2 separate regions of the Mus musculus genome follow, and region 1 is linked to region 2. A link is a loop called in an ENCODE intact Hi-C map of the cell type or tissue named here. Cell type or tissue: left cerebral cortex. All regions are shown on one strand. Each heading gives the region's core, and the rest is flanking DNA. Links, peaks and the distances in the headings are about the cores only.

The links. A loop is a pair of places that touch in the nucleus more often than their neighbours do. Peaks named below come from ENCODE experiments on the same cell type or tissue, not always from the same donor. Only the 100,000 strongest peaks of a DNase experiment are listed, where the experiment ranks them.
Region 1: a loop joins it to region 2, with 4 times the contacts of the local background. A loop is called at or near these places in 1 of 42 quality-filtered maps.

Annotation. Positions count from the first base shown.
Region 1 is chr5:91,061,293-91,064,116 of GRCm38, forward strand. The region is part of intron 2 of Gm19610 (a long non-coding RNA gene); the gene reads right to left. Among named protein-coding and RNA genes, the nearest start is that of Ereg, 12 kb to the right of the region's middle. In left cerebral cortex, for the core only: no CTCF peak of the experiment used is centred there; no DNase peak of the experiment used is centred there.
Region 2 is chr5:91,143,477-91,146,300 of GRCm38, forward strand. Areg (amphiregulin) reads left to right here. Exons shown (of 6, transcript NM_009704.4): 3 at 13-214; 4 at 858-1,019. Among named protein-coding and RNA genes, the nearest start is that of Areg, 5.3 kb to the left of the region's middle. In left cerebral cortex, for the core only: no CTCF peak of the experiment used is centred there; a DNase peak (open chromatin) is centred at 1,678.

The DNA of each region.
Region 1 (2,824 bases), core at 126-2,625, 82 kb before region 2:
AGTTTCAGTGGGCAGAGTATTCTCTGCAGGCAAGCTCTCTTCTTGCAGGGCAGGTACCCAGATATCTGGTGTTCGAACCAGACTCCTGGTAGAAGTTTTGTTCCACTCACTAGAGGTCTTAGGATCCCGTGTGGAATCCTGTGTGGGCCCTTGCTGGTGTCAGGCGACTCCGCTGGCAAGGTATCCCGGGGCTCGAGTGGAGCGGAAGGGGCTTGTGCCCCAGATCAGGCCCGGGTAGCCTGCTTCCCTATGTACCACAGTCTCAGGTTCCGCGCGATTGGATTGGGGCAGACGCTGTGTTCCACTCACCAGAGGTCTTAGGATCCCGTGGGGAGTCCCGTGTGGGCCCTTGCGGGTGTTGGGCGAGACTCTGCTGGCAAGGTAGCCCGGGGCTCGGGTAGAGCGGAAGGGGCTTGTGCCCCAGATCAGGCCCCGGTAGCCTGCTTCCCTATGTACCGCAGTCTCAGGTTCCGCGAGATTGGATTGGGGCAGGCGCTGTGTTCCACTCACCAGAGGTCTTAGGATCCCGTGGGGAGTCCCGTGTGGGCCCTTGCGGGTGTTGGGCGAGACTCTGCTGGCAAGGTAGCCCGGGGCTTGGGTGGAGCGGAAGGGGCTTGTCGAAACAATTTCTTAAATCAAATGAAAATGAAATCAGAGCTATCAAAACCTATGCGATACAATGAAAGCAGTCGTAAAAGGGACACACACACACATGTGAGGTGTAATTTAAGATGAGAGTTAACATTGGTAGTTAAGATTAGAATAAAATAACTGCATTTATCAACAGCCATTTGATAGACAGTTTTGCCTTAATTCCCATTATCAAGGGAAATCACCACTATATATAATTCACCAAATTGCTCCCAACAGAACTACCTTGTGCATTTGTTATTAGCCAATAAATTTAGAGATCAGGGAAATATACAGACACATCTATGTGTATTTCTGAGAGTTCACTGACATTAGTACCTTAAGAGCACTATCACTCAAAGTGATCTAATTGACATTTACAAAATATATCTGTTAACTGCAGACATGTGTTTGAAATATTCATCAAAACAAAATCTAGGTGGGGAGAGTGATCACAATCTATTATGACTTTGGAGTACTTAAAATGGACATCAGATTAATCTTGAAATTAACAACAAAAAGATAACTGGGCAATCCTCAAATACTTTGCAATGAGCACATTTCCAAGTAACACGTGATTCAAGGAAGGCTTAAATGAAATCTTAAAATACATTTTAAATACATTTTAAGATTTCACTAAGTGAAATACAAATTTTATAGCAAATCTGTAGGATCCAGACAGTAGTTTGTTGAGGGGGGATGGGAACCTACTGACTTCATAGGGCTTACTTCAGGTTTCAATATCATCTCATATTTTCATGTTACAGACATCAAATGGGATTGGAATTTTTTCTGTGAATTACATATGCTCTCAGCTTCTAATTGCTGAATGACCAGTGGAAAGAGTGTCAATATTTTTTCTCATCTCTGGCTGCACAGCACTTTTTCAGAATGATTCATCTAGCCTATGACCATGGATCTAAACATTCTTTGGAATGCTATGGAGTCTTCAGTAGCACCATGTTTTGAGAAACATTTCTGGGCAGTGCTGATGGATGTTGAGAAGTAGTGTTAAGAGGATTGGTTAATGGGTCACTCTTCTCTTCTATTGGATCTAAATTTGCATCCCAAGTGTCTAACAAAACTGGTCCAGGAGCTAGTTGAGATAATGACCTTATGGCTAATGCATTAGGAATCACGACTGCAATAATTATTAACGTTCTCATGTCTGATCACCACCTGATATAGGACAGCCTTGTCCAAATGTAATTTCCGTCTCTTCCTATAATTTGTAGTTTGGAATTCAGCTTTGGCAATGCATAAATTCATCCAACAACTATGCATCAACTGCTTTCTATATATTAGACACCCAACTAGAGACAGCAGAATATCCAGACACCAATAAAGAATATTAAAGAAAATTAGAGTGCTGTGTAAATAGCTCACAGAGCTTAAATTCTGGACCTTCTATATACAAAACAAGTGCTCTATCACTGAGCTATCCCACAGCCCAGAAAAACAGCTTTAAAATCAGCATTAATATAAATAATAGCTGATAGTTAATGAACATTTTTAAAATGATAGACAAAGTTCTGGCACTTCTTTTATATTTTATTTATTTATCTATTTAATCATTCATTCATTCAATTTATTTATCTATTTTTGACAAATCTGACCCTCTATATGAGACATACTTCCCAAGCTGATGTAATTATTTAGTTGTAAGTCTATAGCAGATGTAGGAAGCTAAGAATTTGTCATTCTTGTCCATGTGCCATGCAAGCTTTCCTATAGAAATCAATAAATAATGAATTATGTGGATTTCAAAGTTGGAAGAAAAGTCACACAAACATGCAAAATTGGGGTTGGGGATTTAGCTCAGTGGTAGAGCACTTGCCTAGCAAGCACAAGGCCCTGGGTTTGGTCCTCAGCTCTGGAAAACAACAACAAAAAAAGACAAAGCTGCAAAATCAAGACTTCTAAAGGAGACAGTCTTAGCATATTTTAACTATTTTGAGGTTTCAGTAATATAAATACAGAGTGATAGTACATAGGAGGGAAAGAAAAACCAAAAATATAGAAGCCAATAAAGAAGGCAGTAGAGACATATTTTTGTTGTGATTAAGAAATCTTGTGATACTTTAAAACAAGATTTGTTTGGTTTGAATTGTTTTTGAGATAAATTTGTTTTCTAAAGAGAGAAAGAAAGAAGGGGCCTGGAGTTGAGTGGGTGGGGAGATTTGGAGGATCTGGG
Region 2 (2,824 bases), core at 130-2,629:
CTTTCTCTCCAGTTGAACAGGTGATTAAGCCCAAGAAAAACAAGACAGAAGGAGAAAAGTCTACAGAAAAACCCAAAAGGAAGAAAAAGGGAGGCAAAAATGGAAAAGGCAGAAGGAATAAGAAGAAAAAGAATCCATGCACTGCCAAGTTTCAGAACTTTTGCATTCATGGCGAATGCAGATACATCGAGAACCTGGAGGTGGTGACATGCAAGTAGGTTTGTTTCCTACACAACACCTGAAATCCCCATCAATAGAAACTATTCACTTTTCCAGTGTGTAAACCAAGGATTTCATGAGCCAACATTATGTTTGTACAGGCAATTAAAATATAAGCATGTAAATCTAGAAAAAAGATTCTTAGCTTAAAGGCTGTAACAAATAGCTTTATGGCTACTGGTGCACAGTATCATTTTATTATAAATATTATATGTATGCAATGTATATATATATGTGCCTGTACATATATTTTAAGCCTTAAAAAAAACTTAAAGTATTTATCACACAACTTTTCATGTTGTTCTAATGTCCCCAAACCCTCTCAACGCACTAAAACTAAACTAAATGATAGAGGAATGTATTAGCTGTGACACCAGGAGTCAAAGTCATCGCTTGGTCCTAAAAGAACAAGAAGCATGAGTCACAGTGTCTTCTGGGAATATCCCACCCACACCCAAACTAATCACAACTTGTTCTTAAAGGCCTTTAGCTAGAATGTATTCTATGTTTCACGACTTTGCAGAATAGACAATGGCGTGACCTCTCTATGTTCACTTAAGTGACCGTATCATTAGGTAGTATGTTTGAGATGCAGAAAACCTTATCAACACCTGTATTTATGAAATATGATGTTGCAGTTGTCATCAAGATTACTTTGGTGAACGGTGTGGAGAAAAATCCATGAAGACTCACAGCGAGGATGACAAGGACCTATCCAAGATTGCAGTAGTAGCTGTCACTATCTTTGTCTCTGCCATCATCCTCGCAGCTATTGGCATCGGCATCGTTATCACAGTGCAGTAAGTACATCACAGCCTAAGACCTGAACTCTTGTCAGTATTCCTATCAGACTCTACTGTCATATTTTACATGAGTTTTTTTGTGGCAAGTGACCCCTGAGCAGAATAGAATCAAACCTTGCATTCCTTTGACTACCACTGAAATGATATACAAAGCCACCTTTCAGAATTAGGATGTCTTTAGCTTAAAAATTGATATTTTGATTACCATTTTTGATGATGGTGATTTCTGACACTCAGAAATGCCCTAGTATCATCTGTGTATATTTTTAAATGTAAGCATAAAGCTTGTGAGGAGCTAACTAGGGTCACACTAAGCTCACAGCACCAAATATACTTCTTTGGCATAAAAGGAAAACAAACAAATCTCGAAGGTCTTCAAAATGAGCAACCAAGGAAAGACCTGTGACTTCGCACAGTACAAGGCACCATTCTTGCTTGTAATTCCATGCCATGGTGCTCACTGGCTGACAGTTGGGACCTATTTTTGTCCTTATCGGATACCATAGTGTGGGAACATATTGAGAAACAAAGCGAAACATTTCCTCCCAATGGCATGGCGTAGGCAGCAATGACAACCTCTGTTACTGTGGTCCTCCCACAGCATCTTCCCTGCGCAATGGCAGATCTCACGCCTCGCTTCAGGACCAAAGAATGCCCACACTCCACTGTTCTAGGTCACAGGCACAGATGGGTACATGAGGATGGCATTGTCTGTCAGATAGAAGCCACTGGATAGGGGAAGCTGGAGGAGGGCCCACATGGTTCTGGGATGACTCACTGCTTCTAGGGCTTGGGAAAAGCAGTGGATTCATTATTCTAATTTTAGGTCTCGGTAAATTACTTTAACGACTGGATTGTGTACACGATCCATCACGGCTGTTCTTCAGGATACAGGAATTATCTCTTGCTATTGTTTATTGTTATCTTAAATTCAAATCAGAAGGTGATAAAATGGCACATAAGAGCTGTTTTGTTATGCACAAGACATTAGGTGTGCAGCTTAAATTTATTTTGCACACCTGGAATTTCTTCTAGAGCCTCAAGCCAGGTATACAAATACATTTAGGAAAGGCAAAAAGCCTCTATAAATTGTTCTTATTTGACATAGAAGAAATTGTGAACTAAAGGTGTTTTACAGTGATATAACTTGTGGCTTATTCAGCTTTTCATTCAGCTGATTCCCCTGGGAGGGTGTGGAATGACTCTTGGTTTATGTTGCCATCCCGTTTTCTTTGTGGCAGTGCTAGGAACTGAACTTCACACAGGTTGGTCAAGTACGCATCAGCTGAGCTACATCTTTAGCGGTTTTTTACTTTGGGGGACAGAATCCAAGTTGCCCAAGCTCTCCCTGAATGTTGATCTCCGTCTTGGCCTCTCAGTGATCTGGGATCCCAGCTCAATTCTCTCACTTTTAAGAAGTGATTACCTCACCCCCTGTTTTCTCTCAAATTTTTATTATATTCAAAATATGATCAACACTAATCTTAGGCCACAATTACTGGGTGTTTTTCATAATAGAAGTGAATATTATTCTTTAATATTAGCAAAGTTCTTTGGGATATAATGGCAATATGCGATGGATTCATGCAGGATTCACTGAAAGTGATATACAGCATCCCTAAAAATGTAAACTATGGGGTTTTTAAATCAACTACAGCAATCAATAAAATTAGAGGGAAACCTCTAGATCTGAAAATACACAAAACACAAGTTGTTTTGCAAACAATTTTTAAGCACTAATAATTTAAAATCCTTTAGTAGAAATCTATATCCATCCATATAAATTTGTTTATATGTGAGGG